2 separate regions of the Mus musculus genome follow, and region 2 is linked to region 1. The links are chromatin loops, found by intact Hi-C in ENCODE. Cell type or tissue: left cerebral cortex. All regions are shown on one strand. Each heading gives the region's core, and the rest is flanking DNA. Links, peaks and the distances in the headings are about the cores only. Region 1 holds the start of Ftx (Ftx transcript, Xist regulator (non-protein coding)). Region 2 has its middle 19 kb from the start of Gm53059.

Region 1 (8,339 bases), core at 331-8,330:
AGCTTAATTCACTAATTTGAGGCAGGGTCTTGCTGTGCAGCCCTGTACTACCTGAGACTCACAGTTTAACACACTCTATTGTTAGTTTATTGCTGCAAACTTAACTTGCCTGTTTTGTGGAAATGAGGGCTTTTCAAATAGCCTAGCTTGCCTTCAAGTAATTGAGAATGAACTTCTGATCCTTCTGCCTCTACCTCCAATACTACTAGTGTACTAGGACTACACGAATGGGCTGCCATGCCTGACTTGCCATCTTAACTTTCAACAGAAAAGCACTATTTAGGTTAGGAAAGAACAAAATGGGGGAAGGGAGGAGGGGACAGGGGATTTTTGGAGGGGAAACTAGGAAATGATGGGATAACATTTGAAATGTAAATAAAGAAAATACCTAATTTTAAAAAGAAAAGAATTTTAAATAAATAAATTTAATTTTTTTAAAAAAAGAGCAAAATTGTAGCATTCAATATAAAACCAATGTTATTGCTTGGAAAATATATGCAATTAAAAGGAGTTGGGATATAGCTCACCTATTTGTTTAGGCCATGGGTTTGATCCCAACCAAAACAAAATATAAATGCAATCAGATATTGGATTTCTTGTCTCATAGGTGTATTCCCTACTGTTTATACCTTATATATGTACATGTACATTTAAACAAATACAAAAGTATTAGGGCTAAGAAAATAGCAGTCTTTTAATTTTTCTCTTTTCTGGTTTGATTTAAAAAAAAAAAGATTTACACCAAAAGAATGTATCAGACCCCATTACAGATGGTTGGAAGCCACCATGTAGTTACTGGGAATTGAACTCAGGACCTCTGGAAGAGCAGTCAGTACTCTTAACCTCTAAGCCATCTCACCAGCATGCTTGGTTGGTTTTTCAGTCAGGGTTTCATGAAGGCGAAGGTGGCCTTTACCTTTATTCTCTCACTGCTGCCTCCCAGTGCTGGGCTATAGGCATGCAATACCACACTCAACTTTAGGTGAATGTGTATGTATGTGTCTGTGACACTGGAGGCCTAACTAGGTCTTACACATGTTAGGAAAGCACTCCACTAGTGGGCTATATCCCCAGCCTGATAGTCTGTCTCCTTTCTTTATTTTAATGGTGTTATACTAGAGTATGCAGCTAGGGCTAGGTTTAAATGATTTTACTGCCCCAGCCTCTCCAAAGGCTAGAATTCATGGCAATCTAACCTCTTGACCTTCTTTATTGTATGTATGTATACATGTGTGTATGCATGCAAGCATGTGTAATAAATAATATCTGATGGTTCATTTTCAAAATAACTCCTCAAGACAGTCAGCTTTGGTAGAACTAGAGAGGAAGAGGAAACACTGGGCCCCTACATTGGAGCCTGCTTAAGTTAACTACCCTCCCCCAATTTCTGCTAGTCTAAGCACCAGCTTCCCAACTAAAACTTTAGAGTGCAAGTGCTTGCTGACAAGAGCCTGATATGGTTGTCTCTTGAGAGGCTCTGCCAGAGTCTGACAAGTACAGAGGAGGGTGCTTGCAGCCAATCACTGGACTAAGCATAGGGTCCCCAGTGGAGGAGTTAGAGAAAGGACTGAAGAAGCTGAAGGGGTTGGAACCCCATAGGAAGAACAGCAATATGAACCAACCAGACTCCCCACGGCTCCCAGGGACTAAATCACCAACCAAGGAGTCCACGTGGAGGGACCCATGTCTCTAGCTCCATATGTAGCAGAGGATGGCCTTGTTGGGCATCAATGGGAGAAGAGGCCCTTGGTCCTGTGAAGGCTGGATGCCCCAGTGTAGCGGAATGCTAGGGCAGGGAGGTGGGAGTGGGTGAATGGGTGGAGGAGCACCCTCATAGAAAGAAACAGGAGGAGGAGGGATGGGATAGAGTGTTTCGGGGGGGAATCATATTTCCTGGGAGAAAATCATATTTCCTGGGGAAATATCTAATAAAAAAGAAAAAAAGAAAAAAGAAAAGCATAAAAGTTTTGTTTCCAACTTTTTAAGGTTTTCAGTATATACTTTTTAAAATTTATTTCTTTATTATAGGTAAGTACACTCTAGCTGTCTTCAGACACCCCAGAAGAGGACATCAGATCTCATTATGGATGGTTGTGAGCCACCATGTGGTTGCTGGGATTTGAACTCAGGACCTTCGGAAGTACAGTCAGTGCTCTTACCCACTAAACCATCTCTCCAGCCCCAGTATATACTTTTAAGAAATTATCCTTCCTTCCTTCCTTCCTTCCTTCCTTCCTTCCTTCCTTCCTTCCTTCCTTCCTTCCTTCCTTCCTTCTTTCCTCTCTCTCTCTCCCTCTCTCTCGCTCTCTCTCGCTCTTTCTTTCTTTCTTTCTTTCTTTCTTTCTTTCTTTCTTTCTTTCTTTCTTTCTTTCTTTCTTTCTGGTGAAGGGGATCAAATGCAAGACCTTGTGTATGATAAACAAATGTTTTATCACTGAGCTACATCCCTAACCCCAGCAAATTTATTTAAATTATAATTTGTGTGTATATATGTGCATACAGGTGTGTGTGTGTGTGTGTGTGTGTGTGTGTGTGGTTACGTGTATTCATGTGTGGATGTGTGTGCGTGTGTGTGTGTCTGTGTCTGTGTCTATGTATGTGTCTGTGTATGCTGTGTGCAGAGGCCAGACTTTGACTTTAGATGTCAAAACAACATCTTTTCACTTCATTCTTTTTATTTTTTTCAAACAGTGCCACTCAATGAACCTAAAGCTCGTTGAATCTACTTGTCTTAGGCTCAGTCCTCTGCCAGCCGGGGATCCCAGGCATTCTCCTCGGGGCCTCCTTGGCTTGGCTTTCTTTCTTTCTAGCAAATAGGTTTCTTTGGGACTTTTTTGGTAAATTAATGGTTCCAAGTGCTATAATCAATTCCTTTGAATAGGAGACAATAACCAAGTCAAAAGAACAAACGCTTGTTAATTATCAGAAAAGTTTACGGCCATCTGGTGTGCTGATAGAGCACAGAGAATAATTTTTATAACTAACTCAACAAACTCCTTCCACTCTTCTCAGGCTAAGTCATTAGGCAGGTCCAATCTTACATGTCATGTAGGTCTTACATGTCATGCAGCTCTCTACTGCTGACATTTGTCTTCTCTCAACAACAACAACAAAAAACATGAATAGGTTCATCTCTGTTTTATATCCTGACTATTTTCAAGTTTATCAGGCAAGCCTAGCTGTTAGTAATTTGTACTCTAAAGTTGTCGTTTTTTAATGCTTAGTCTTTTTGTTTATTTGGGTTTTTTTTTGTAGTATTTTTTTTTTTTTTTTGTATTTTTTGTTTTTTTGCTTTTCCAGACAGGGTTTCTCTGTGTTAGCTCTGGCTGTCCTGGAACTCACTTTGTAGACCAGGCTGGCCTTGAACTCAGAAATCCGCCTGTCTCTGCCTCCCAAGTGCTGGGATTAAAGGGGTGCGCCACCACCGCCCAGTGAGACAGAGTCTTATTGTGTAGCCCTGGCTATCCTGGAACTCACTCTGTAGACCAGGCTGGCCTAAACTCACAGAGATCATGTGCCTCTGCCTCCTGAGTGCTGGGATTGAAGGCACTGCACATTGCTTCCTTTTTTTTTTTTTTTTTTTTTGAAATAGGATTTCATTCTATAGCTCAGGCTGGCATGAAATTTACTATGCAGCCTAAGTTGACTTCAAATCATTGATCCTGCCAGGCAGTGATGGCGCATGCCTTTAATCCCAGCACTTGGTAGGTAGAGGCAGGCAGATTTCTGAGTTCGAGGCCAGCCTGGTCTACTGAGTGAGTCTGAGTCCCAGGACAGCCAGGGCTATACAGTGAAACCCTGTCTCAGAAAAAAAATATCATTGATCCTTCGGCCTCATTTCCCAAGTGCTGGGATTACAGGATCACAAACACAAAACCACTGAACTTAGGTGCTATATCCCCTGCCCCAAAGCTGTTTTTTGTGTCTGTCTGTCTTTCTTTCTTTCTTTCTTTCTTTCTTTCTTTCTTTCTTTCTTTCTTTCTTTCTTTCTTTCTTCCTTCCTTCCTTCCTTCCTTCCTTCCTTCCTTCCTTTCTTCCTTTCTTTCTTTCTTTCTTTCTTTCTTTCTTTCTTTCTTTCTTTCTTTCTTTCTTTCTTTCTTTCTTTCTTTCTTCCTGTCTATGTCTGTCTTTTTCTTTCTTTCTTAGATTTATTTATCTATTATATATAAGTACACTGTAACTGTCTTCAGACACACTAGTAGAGGGTGTCAGATCTCATTACAGATGGGGTTGTGAGCCACCATGTGGTTGCTGGAAATTGAACTCAGGACCTCTGGAAGAGCAATCAGTACTCTTAAGTGCTGAGCCATCTCTCCAGTCTCTCTCTCTCTCTCTGTCTCTCTCTGTCTCTGTTTCTCTGTCTTTCTATGGTCAGGGTGTTATATATCCCAGGTTTGCCTTGAACTTTCTATGTAGCTGAAGATGACCTTGTATTTGATCATTCTCTCTATTTCTTGAATGCTGACATTACAGGTGTGTTTAAGTAGTACTGGGCATCTGAAGCCAGAGCTATGTCCAGGAAAATACTCTCCCAACTGAGCCACATCCTCAAACCCTAAACTACAATTGTTCCTATCTCTTATAATTAAAAATATCAGAGAAATTAAATTCTAGGAAAGAGATATCTTGGAAATTTAGAGATGATTTCTAACATTTCTATTTATGTTTACAGTTTGTCAGATGAACAAATATGTTGTTTCCCCTGGTGGCAATCAAGAAAAACTCTCTTACATGGAATCTTCAGATGGAACTAAGCTTGTTTTACAAGAAAAATTGTTTGAACTTTATTTTGTTTTTTGTTTTTAAAGATCTATTTACTTTTACTTATATAAGTACACTGAACTGTCTTCAGACACACACCAGAAGAATGCATCAGAGTCCTTTACAGATGGTTGTGAGTCACCAAGTGGTTGCTGGGAATTGAACTCAGGACCTCTGGAAGAGCAGTCAGTGCTTTTGACGTCTGAGCCATCTCTCCAGACCTAGTTTGGAGCTTGTAAGTACAGCCTGTTAATTCTGCATGAGTACAACTTTGTTCGAGATGTGAGCTAACACTTTTGTAGTGAACTCCAGGTAAACTTAGCTTAAAGGCTTCTTTCATTGCTCAAATTGGGCTGAAAAGAGCTTTTCCATCACACTCCCTTCCCCCTCAAAGAAAAAGCTCTTTCAGAAACCAGGGAGGGAATTGTCAAAGTGGGGATGTCTTACTAAAGCTGAAACATCAGAGGGGTTTTTTATGCATGTTACCTATATGTCCATTAGGTGTCGCAATATATCCAATGGCCCTGCCTTCTACTTCTATTCTGCTCATGATATTGTTTCAGATGCAGGCATGGGACTGCTTTTCCTTTTCTCCTCCTCCTCCTCCTCCTCGACCTCCTTCCCTTCTTCCTCCTCCTTTTTTCTTCTTTGTCTTCCTCCTCCCCTCCCCCACTCTTTTTTACTTGTATGGTTCTGGTGCTTTGATGCTCTACATGAAAATTCACAATTCAATGCAATGATAGATAGACAGGCAGGAGCCAGTCGGATGATCTCTCAAGATCCAGGGCTGAATAAGAAGGGGGAGTGGATCTTAAGGAGACCCTTAAAACTCAAGATTCTCCACAGGAAACAACATGCTGAGAGTGAAAATAGCCTGCCCCAAGAGTTCTGGTTCCAGGTATTAGAAAAAGACTTTTTCTTCAGGCTTTGTAACTTGGGCCCACAATTAAATCTACATACGTATATTTCCATTCCCCCAACCCCCCGGATCGGTGGAGGCTATTTTTTTTTCCTTCAGGATCTTTTGTGGTCCAAGCTGACCTAGAATTTGTCATGGAGGTGAGGTTGTCTATAAATCGCTGGAATTACAGGCACTTATCACCATGCCAGTGGTTGGTTGGTTGGTTTGTTAGTTTGTTTGTTTTCGAAACACTTGGAATATTGGGTACATCAGGAAATATGAGGGGGCCTAGCAGAGCTCCAGAGAAGCAGAGAAGGTCAAGAATTGTAGGGTGAGCCAGAAAGGGAATAATAACAGTAGTGAGATGTGATGGTAAATTAAAAAGGATGGGGACTTATTGATTAGAAAAGGGGCTGAGGAAAGGATGGGTGGTGGACGCCGGTATGAGCAGAGGTAGGAAAAGAAGTGTGGGCTAGGGACCTGAGTACTGGACTCAGTGGGCTGCTGTAAGTTGTAGAGGGGCGCTCTGAGGAGAGGGAGGAGCGCGGCGCATGCGTTGCAGCACAGCGCAGCGCTCCTGGAGAGGCTGTGGGTTCGTGGCATCCGCGCCGCGGCCGCAAGTATAGCAGGTTTCGTACCTGGTGTTCATCGCCGTTAAGTCATCGCTGCTGCCACCCAGGCACGGCTCTCTATGCCGCCGCTCCCTCCACCCTCTAGGCACTGCCTGCCGTAAGAATTTTAACTGCGACACTCGCTTCAGCAGGAGGTAAAGGAACGACGAAGGACGAAAATGTAACATGGAGGGCGGAGGAGGGAACTTGTGTCAGGGAGATCCTTAATTTGTGCATTTTCTCCTTTGAGGGGAGGGAGAACTGGAGGCCAGTACGAATCCCCAGCCCTCCAAAAGGATGTTGCGCATTACTTAATATTATGAAAGATTTTTAGACTTCTCTAAGCAGGTTTAAGGCACCTGAGCATCACTGTTTTGTTTGACATCTATTTAAAACAAAACAAAAAAAACTTTCGAGTTCTTCATTTGTTAAGGGTGAATCAAATGGATGAGTCTTTAGGATTAGGCTTCATCCGCTTTTTGTTTTCCTTGGGGGTGAGTGAATGTAGTTTGAGACTGACAGCAGCAGGCCTCGAACTCGCGGCCGTTCTCCTGCTTAAACTGGGATTACAGGCGTAAATCACCACGCCGGACTCTGATTCAGTGGTTTTAGGTTGGAGGGTTTTTAACTGTATTAAGGAATCCGTCTACCAAGTAGCCTCTCCCTTAGGCTGCTGACGGATTCCATCTGGGTTTGGGATATGCTTTATCGCCTACGACGTTTTTTTAATTCCATGTGTAACTTAGTTTATCACAGTTAATCCTGTTAAGGATTGTTGTTAATGATATGGTTTAGACACTGGGGCATAACTTTGGCGAGAAACACGTGCAGATGCACCCGGCATGAATATATATACATATATATGCGCATATATGTATATATATTCTTCACAGAGTTATCTCACCAGAGTAGCAGAACGCAGTGGCCACAGAGATTATATATATAATATATATAATATATATATATACACATATACGTATATATATTATATATATAATCATACACGAGAAGGGAGAATAGTAAAGATAGGCGCGCTTTGCGTGGATGCCAAAAGAGGAACCATATCACCAGGTGGTGGCGCTCAAGTACCCTTGAGAAAGCGTGACATGATGGGTAGGACTCTGCTGGCACGGGAGATCGTGGCCCCTTAGGCGAGGGTGGGGCAGAGAGGAGAGAAGGTGAAATCACGCATGCTCACTGCAAGCAGAAGGCCTCTGCGCGGGAATGAAAGTGCGCATGCGTAAGAGGGAGCATGTTGGCCGTTTAACACTAGGTATCGAGAACTGCGCGTGCGTGTTGCCAGTGGCTTGGCTGGGAGGGAGGGAGGGAGACGCGGAACGTTCTGGTAATTATGATTGCGAAATAGCGAGGGGTTCGGTAAGTTGTCCTTCGCTCAAATCGCCATTTTAGTCTGGGAGTACACTTAGAGAGGCAGTTCTACCATTCTAGTTGTTGAAGAGATTAGTCTGAGTGGAGGGTGTGACCAAACCCACTGGAAAAGAAAAAATCATTCCAGAATCTTAGTCTCTCCCTGGTCAGTCTGATAATGGGATTTTAAAATACAGAGGCAATAGTGAGGCTGCGAAAGATTGCTTCCGCAGCATGTTGCGCTTCTAGTCCAACCACATTCAGACAAAGCCTATGCAAAAGATCCTGGCCGAGCTTGGCTCTCCGCAGACTCATATCACCAGAGTAGCAGAACGTTGTGACCACAGCGAAGTGCGTTAAAAACCCTTGGGTTTTTCTCCCCTACAGAACATAGGGCAGAGGATTTCACTGTGTTTCTAAGTGCTTCTACATTGGTTGAAACCTAAGATCTGAGCAAACCACCTCCTGAAACTCTGATATGCAGAGTCATGTCATTGTCATTACCCTGAAAAGTAAAGGCAGTGGTGATAGGAAAGTGTCCCGGGGCTTACGTCTTCCCCTCCACCCCAAACACACACACCTTTCTCTTCTGTGGAACTTTCTGCATCATTTGGTCTGAGGTAGAAGTGGGAGATTGGAGGTTGGTTGTTTGCTTTTCTTTGGCTGCAGAACTGTTGTGCCTTTGAGGATTGCTAGTG
Region 2 (8,339 bases), core at 141-8,140, 50 kb before region 1:
GTCACAATGGGCACAGTGGCTCTCTGGAGGCAGAAGCAGATGGATCTCTGCGAATTCCAGGCCAGCCTGGTCTACAGAACTAGTTCCAGGACAGCCAGGGCTACACAGAGAAACCCTGTCGCCTGTCTCAACACCCACTCCAATAAAGAGAGAAAGCTGAAGTCACTTACTGTTACTGCATTGGGGATACTTTGGATTTGTCTTATGTTGTTTATGAGATTGGGTGAATCTGTGCTTGGTGGATATATATTTTAAATTGTCATGGTCTACTCAAGAACGGTTCTCCTAATCAATAAAAAATGACCTTCATCTGATAACTAGTTTTACTTTGAAATCTATTTTGTCAAATATTAGAAGAGCGGCACGTGCTTGTTTCCTGCTTCCATTTCTTGGCCTTTTAAGGTTGCATCTGTCTTTAATGGTGAAATGAATTTCTTTTTTTTTAAAGATTTATTTATTTATTATATGTAAGTACACTGTAGCTGTCTTCAGACACACCAGAAGAGGGAATCAGATCTTGTTACAGATAGTTGTGAGCCACCATGTGGTTGCTGGGATTTGAACTAAGGACCTTTGGAAGAGCAGTCGGGTACTCTTACCTGCTGAGCCATCTTACCAGCCCCTAAAATGCATTTCTTAGAGGCAAGAGATGGATCTTGTTTCATTTCATTTTATATATAAGGGTGTTTTGCTTACATGTATGTCTGCCGCACCATATGTGTGCCTGATACCCAAGGAGGTCAGAAGAAGGCATCAGATGCTCTGCAACTGGAGTTAGAGATCATTGTCAGCGACCATATGGATGCTAGATCGAGCCCCAGAATCTATTTGTTTGTTTGTTTGTTTTTATCTATTTATTTTTCTTCTTTTTTATGTTTTGTTTTGTTTTGTTTTGTTGAAACGGGGTTTCTCTGTGTAGCCCTGGATGCCCTAGAACTCACTCTGTAGGTCCGGCTGGCCTCGAATTCACAGAGACTTGTCTGCCTCTGACTCCACCTCCACCTCTGCCTCCCTAGTGCTGGGATCAGAGGTATGCCCCACTGCCCAGCTACCCTTATTTTTTCAACTGAAGTAGTTACAATGTTCAAAAGAATTGAGGTTGCAGTAGCAGAATTGAAATGCCATTTTTCTCTGCAAGACTGTTTTTAGGGCACCAGGCTCAGTGTCTAATACTCCCTTAATATAAAATAGTGCCCCCCCCCATGAATAATCACTATAAAAGAATAGGCCTGCCGGGCAATGGTGGCACATGCCTTTAATCCCAGCACTTGGGAGGCAGAGGTGGACAAATTTCTGAGTTCGAGGCCACTCTGGTCTACAGAGTGAGTTCCAGGACAGCCAGGTTTATACAGAGAAACTGTGTCTCAGAAAACCAAAAACCAAAAACAAACAAAAAAAGAATAGGCCTAATACAAATTTACAATAATTGGAAAAGCAAACAGGGCTGGAGAGATGGCTCAGTGGTTAAGAGCATTGGCTGCTTGCTGTTCCAGAGGTCCTGAGTTCAATTCCCAGCAACCACATGGTGGCTCACAACCATCTGTAATGAGATCTGATGCCCTTTCTGGTGTGTCTAGACAGCTACAGTGTACTCATATACAATAAATAATAAATAAATAAATAAATAAATAGATAGATAGATAGATAGATAAATAAATAAATTTTTAAAAAGGACAAAAACAGCCAGGCAAGGTGGCACAGGCCTTTAATCCCAACACTCAGGAGGTAGAGGCAGGCAGTTTGAGGTCAGCCTGGTCTACAAAGTGAGTTCCAGGACAGCCAGGGCTATACAGAGAAACCCTGTCTTGGAAAAACAAAACAAAACAATAAAACAAAGAAGAGAAAAAGAAAAGAAAAGAAAAGAAAAGAAAAGAAAAGAAAAGAAAAGAAAAGAAAGAAGGAAGGAAGGAGAGAAAGAAAGAAAGAAAGAAAGAAAGAAAGAAAGAAAGAAAGAAAGAAAGAAAGAAAGAAAGAAAGAAAGAAAGAAAGAAAGAAAGAAAGAAAGAAAGAAAGAAAGAAAGTTAGTTTCCAGGTATGGTGGGACACCCCTTCAATCGCAGCACTCAAGTCAGAGGGAGGTGGATGAAGGTGTAGAGTCTGCTTCATTGCTGATTGTAGTCTGAACTCTGACAACATTCCTGAGGATGTTGGAGCCCTCTTACACCCCTGTATGCTCCTTTGTGAGGTTTCTTCACAGATGCTCGTCCCATCAATGGGTTGTGTCACAGATGCAGGTCACATCTGCTGGCAGTCCTTCAGGAGTCTTGTTGTGAATGTTGGCGCCACCTCTGGAAAACAGGCACTCCATTTATAATCTGTATCTGTGTTCTCATGAAAACTCTGACTCTGATCAAGTCTTCGCCTTACTAAATACTGTTTGAGCTGGGCAGTGGTGGCACACGTCTTTAATTTCAGCACTTGGGAGGCAGAGGCAGGTGGATTTCTGAGTTCGAGGCCAGCCTGGTCTACAGAGTGAGTTTCAGGGCAGCCAGAGCTACACAGAGAAACCCTGTCTCGAAAAACCAAATTATAAATAAATAAATAAATAAATAAATAAATAAATAAATAAATACTGTTTGGACTCGGAATTTCTTCCTCCAAAGTGGAGTGGAATTCTGCTGGCCCTGTGTCTGCTTGTCGTCCCATGACATTTGCTCTGGCCACTGACTTTGAAAGGGTCTCTGTAAAATGGCATCCTGTGGCAGTTCCAGTCAAGTGCCAAGAGAAGACAATTCTTCTGAGTCTCAGCTGTAGCTCTGTACAACTTTTGTCTCCTTTCCCCCTTTTTATTTATCTTTAAAATGTCTGTTACTGAGAATCCAGGGCTGATTTTTTCCAAAGTTCTCTCCCTCTCTCGGTGGGTAAACCTCCCTAGATCACACCAACCCCTCCCTGACAGCTCTCCTTTCTTTATATGGGTTTGCTTTTGTAGGCCCCAGGTGCTCCTTGAAGTTTTTCATATATTTTCTCCTTCATTCTGCACTTCTGCGAGCTGACCCCTGATATGGTGTGCAGAGGCTCTTCTGTGGTCACGACTGTGCTACTGAATGACTTCTGTACCTGGATGGCCATGTCCTTCCGAAGTTTGGGAAATTCCCTGCTATTATTTCAGCAAAAAGATGGTTTTCTCCATAGTTTTAGTTTTGTCAACATGTCCCATGGATCAGATATGTTCTGTTCATAATTTTTTTCTTGAAGTGTCTGAATGATGTCATCAAGCGCTGATAGTCTTTCTTTTGAGCTTCTAGTCTATTAGATATAGGGCTTTCGAATGACTTTCTTATTTGATTTAATGAGCTTTACATTTTGAAGATTTGCTTCCTTTTTTCAGAACCTTTATCCATTTATCGAATTCTTCTTTTATATCCTATATTGTTTCCCTTAATTCATTCAGCTGATTATTTTCTTGTTTTCCTTTTTATTTACTTATTAGTATGTGTATGTATTTGTGACAGAGAGACAGACAGGCAGGCAGGAGACAGATAGGAGAGAGGAAGAGGGAGGGAGAGAGGGAGAGAAGGAGGGAGGGAGGGAGGGAGGGAGGGAGGGAGGGAGGGAGGGAGGGAGGGAGGGAGGGAGGGAGAGAATATGCATGTAGTGGTCAGAGGCCATCTTTGAGGAGTCAGGTCTCTCCTTCCAGGGGTCTGAGGACTGAATTGAGGTTGTCAGACTTGAGCAATAAGGGCCACTGCTGCTTCATTTCATTTTGTTGTGATCTTATCTGCTTTCAGCATTAGAGTAACTCTGGTCTTTTTTGTTTGTTTGTGCTTGTTTTTGTTTTTTCAAGGCAGGGTTTCTCTGTGTAGCCCTAGCTGTCCTGGAACTTACTCTGTAGACCAGGCTGGCCTCGAACTCAGAAATCCGCCTGCCTCTGCCTCCCAAGTGCTGAGATTAAAGGCATGTGCCACCACTGCCCTGCTGTAATTCTGGTCTTATAAGTATAGAATAATTCTCTCTTTCAGAACATTGCAATAATTTCAGAAGTGTTCATCCTTCAAATATTTGTTAGAATATTATCTTTCCTAGGCTTCTCTTTGATGGGAGATTTTTTAATACAAATCAAATTCACTTGTTTGTTATTGTTCTGTTTATGTCTCCCCCACCCCCATCATTTCCAAAATTTGGGGAAATGTCTGACATTATCTTATTCCTAGAACAGAACTAAACATTCTCTACCAGTTTATGGTCAGTTTATAGTCCCTTCTTTTGTCCATTATGTGGGTAATGATTTTCTGAATGTGCTTAATACTTGTGAGCATATGTTCATTCATGTCTGTTTGAAAGATTGGGTTCCACTTAAAAAATTATTTGCAGTCTAGCTTTGTTTCTTACTTTCCTTCCATAGAGTCCAAGCAAGCCTCATGATGTTTTTCAAGCCTCCGGTCATTGCTACTCTTTCTTCACTAGATGGCAACCTAAACTCAAGTTTCCTGTGGGTCAGCATCCAAGGCAAACTCGGAAGTTTGGTCAAAGGGTGTGCCTCACTCTGCTGAGTCAGAATTCAACCCCTAGGCCATCTCTTTCACCTAATTACCTGCCCTTACTCAGAGAGGACAATAACTCTCTTTATACTGTACTACCTGGTGTTGGGGAAGAAATGAAGTCCCAAAAAGACTTTGATGGATCATATGAAAAGCTATAGCCAGTGCTCTTAGCTCAGGGGCTAAGAGCACTCATTCAATTCTTGATGCTCACAAAATAGCTCATACCCATCTGTAATTCCAGTTAAAGTGGATTCAATGTCCTGTTATAGTTTCTGTGGGTCTCAGGCACACATGTGTACAATCACATATCCAGACACCCCAGAAAAACCATACACAAAATATTAGTGAGACCTGCCAACCACCAAGATAGATAGATAGATAGATAGATAGATAGATAGATAGATAGATAGATAGATAAAATAAAAAATTATAGCCAGGTGTGATGGCACACACCTTTAGTAAACAGCCCTTGGGAAGCAGAGGCAGATGGAACTCTGTGAGTTTGAGGCCAAACTGCCAGCCTGGTCTACATAAGGGAGTTCAGGATAGCCAGGGTTTTGTAACACAGAGAAACTCTGTCTCAACAAAACAAAACAAAACAAAACAAAACAAAACAAAACAAAACAAAACAAAACAAAACAAAGCAAAGCAAAGCAAAGCAAAGCAAAGCAAAGCAAAAGCCAGGACCAGCATGGGGACAAGACCAAGTTGTTTGTGGCCTGGTGATCCTCCAGTTGACCAGTGATGATATAAAGCAAGCTCATCACACCCTGGCTAAGAATCATTTCCTGACAGCAGGGTACGATCCAGAGGTTCTATCACAGGCACCAACATAGAATCTTGGAGGCCAGTCTCTGTCTTGGGGTTTCACTATGACTGGTTTGACCTGTCATGCATTTGAAACCTGTATTTGATCCTCCCCTGACTCTTGGTAACCAGTAGAGAGAGCTGTCTGTATGCTATGGGGGAATTAGGTGACGGATACTTTCTTGGCTGACAGACTGACAATGAAGTGGATATCACCTAAAACTTATATCCATAAAGACCAGTACAGCCCCGAGACAGACACCTGGGCCATGCTACAGCCAGTAGTGGACTGAGTCTAGAAATTTATCCTGTTGGGGTTTCGGGGTCTGCTAGGAATATGGAAGTAGAGACCAAATCAGTGGCCACAAGTCTGGAGTCAGAGACCATAAGATTCTGCCCTGTACTAGACATAGCCACAGTGAGCCCATAGATTTTCCTTCCACAACTACTTGGTTCTCAATCCTGAACTGCTTGTAGTTGGTGAAGGGAAGTCGTAGTCTGTGCAACTGTGTCATTCCCACTTTCTTCAATTTCTCCCAGTTGCCCCAGGTCTTCAGAAGAAAGTATTATTATGCTTTAAAAAGTTATTTAAATTGGTGTTTTTGTGAGGAGCCTGACACTGGAAGATTTTATTTCAACATGTTGTTCTACCTTTCAACAACAATAACAAAAAAAACTTTTCAACAATAATTATATTCAAGGTGTCTGTTTGTCTGTCTATCTGTCTGTCTGGGAGAGTCTATGTGTGCCTGATCCTGTGCCTGCCCTGCATGAATTTGCCACACATCTCTCAGCGAAGTTAGAACTCACTGACTCAGCTAGCTTGGCTGGCCAGCAAGGGTCAGGATTCCTCCTGTCTCCATCACCCTCTGCACTGGGACTGCAAGAGCATACCACCTCACCCAGATTTCTTTTGTTTTGTTTTATTTTTTTGAGATAAAGTTTCTCTGTGTAGCCCTAGCTGTCACCTGACATTTTTAATGAATGATGGGGATTGAACTCAGGTCCCTGTGCTTGTGTGGCAAGCACTTTTCAAACCAAGCCATCTCCTCAGCTCAATTATGCTCTTTTAATGTCTACTTAAGCCTATGAAAAGAGCTCACTGATAGAACACATGCTAAGTCTATAAAAGGCCCTGGATTTAATTCTCAGCACCAAAAACTAGAAATATGCATCTACTGAAAAGTTTCTCAATAGTGGTGAAGACAGACAAATGCCCAAGACACTGTTGCTCTTTACCTGCCACACAATATTTTATTTTATTTGTTATTGTTGTTATTTTGTTTGTTTGTTTGTTTGTTTGTTTTTTCTCGGGACAGACGCTTGGCGCCAGAAGCGAGAGCCCCTCAGGGCTACACGCACAACACACACACACACACACACACACACACACACACACACACACACACCTCCACCTCACCGGGTCAGTGAAAAAAAACGATGAGAGTAGTGGTATTTCACCAGCGGCCTTGTTTTGTTTTTGAGACAAGATGTCTCTATGTAGCGTTGGCTGTCCTAGAACACATTAAGTAGACCAGGCTGGCCTGAACTCACAGAGATCTGCCTGCCTCTGCCTCCCGAGTGCTGAGATTTAAGGCATATGCAACTACACCTCACTGTGGTACTGCTGATGCTGTTATTATTACTATTATTATTATTATTATTATTATTATTATTGAAATATAACTACATCATTTCCCCTTCCCTTTCATCCTCCAACTCGTTCTATATCCTCTCTTGCTTCCTCCAAATTCATAGCATCTTTTTCTTTGATTATTATTGTTATATACATACACAGACACAGATAAACACAAACACACACACACATAAATGCACAACTATAAAAAGAGAATATTTTATTTTATTTATTTATTTTGGTTTTTTTCGAGACAGGGTTTCTCTGTGTAATCCTGGCTGTCCTGGAACTCACTCTGTAGACCAGGCTGGCCTCAAACTCAGAAATCTGCCTGCCTCTGCCTCCCAAGTGCTGGGATTAAAGGCGTGCGCCGCCACGCCCGGCAAGAGAATATTTTAAATACAAGTAGATTTCTATAATAAAATAAGATTTTATCCTAATAATAAAAGGTGACATGTAAGAACAAAATTAAAAAACAACAAAAAACCCTAAAATCCATGTCACAAAAGTCCAAGTAAGTTATGTAAAGTTTGTGGAGAATGAGATTTAAGGATGACATATGTTTAATTGAATAAGGTTATTATAATTCTTGAGGTTATATTGATATACTCACAGTAAAATCTACAATAACTTGTTATAAAAATCAACCATGGTCTTAGTTAGGGTTTTACTGCTGCGAACAGACACCATGACCAAAGCTACTCTTATAAGGACAATGTTTAATTGGAACTGGCTTACAGGTTCAGAGGTTGAGTCCATTATAATCAAGGCGGGAACATGGCAGCATTCAGACAGGCATGGTGCAGGAGGAGCTAAGAGATCTAAGTCTTCATCTGCAGGCATCTAAGAGAAGACTGGCTTCCAGGCAGCTAGGAATAGAGTATTAAAGGTCACACCCACAGTGACACACCTACTCTAACAAGGCCACACCTACTCCAATAAGGCCACCACTCCTAATAGTGCCACTCCCTGGCCCAAGCATATTCAAACCATCACAACCACATATGTCTAGTTAAGATAATTATTTATGGGACTAGAAAGATGGCTCAGCAATAAAGAGCACTTGTGGGCTGGCGAGATGGCTTCATGGGTAAGAGCACTGACTGCTCTTCCGAAGGTCCCGAGTTCAAATCTCGCCAACCACATGGTAGCTCACAACCACCCGTAATGAGATCTGATGCCCTCTTCTGGTGTGTCTGAAGACAACTACAGTGTACTTATATATAATAAATAAATAAATATTTTTTTAAAAAGAAAAATTCACTTCTTATTTAAAGAAAAAAAAAAAAAAGAAAGAAAAAGGAGCACTTATTCTTTCCAGAAAACCCAGATTCAATTCTCAGCACCCACATGGTGGCTTACAATCATCTTGGACTTCAATTTCAGTGGATAGGACAGTTTCTTTTGGCCTA

The links. Peaks named below come from ENCODE experiments on the same cell type or tissue, not always from the same donor. Only the 100,000 strongest peaks of a DNase experiment are listed, where the experiment ranks them.
Region 2: a loop joins it to region 1, with 5 times the contacts of the local background. A loop is called at or near these places in 9 of 42 quality-filtered maps.

Annotation. Positions count from the first base shown.
Region 1 is chrX:103,621,636-103,629,974 of GRCm38, reverse strand. It overlaps Ftx (Ftx transcript, Xist regulator (non-protein coding)), which reads left to right and starts at 6,221. Exons shown (of 11, transcript NR_028381.1): 1 at 6,221-6,428. In left cerebral cortex, for the core only: CTCF peaks have their summits at 951, 5,257 and 7,346 (motif pointing right); DNase peaks (open chromatin) are centred at 5,262, 6,340, 6,830, 7,457 and 1 more place; H3K4me3 peaks cover 2,298 bases; H3K27ac peaks cover 1,973 bases.
Region 2 is chrX:103,670,980-103,679,318 of GRCm38, reverse strand. No RefSeq gene overlaps it. Among named protein-coding and RNA genes, the nearest start is that of Gm53059, 19 kb to the left of the region's middle. In left cerebral cortex, for the core only: a CTCF peak has its summit at 4,400 (motif pointing right); a DNase peak (open chromatin) is centred at 4,414.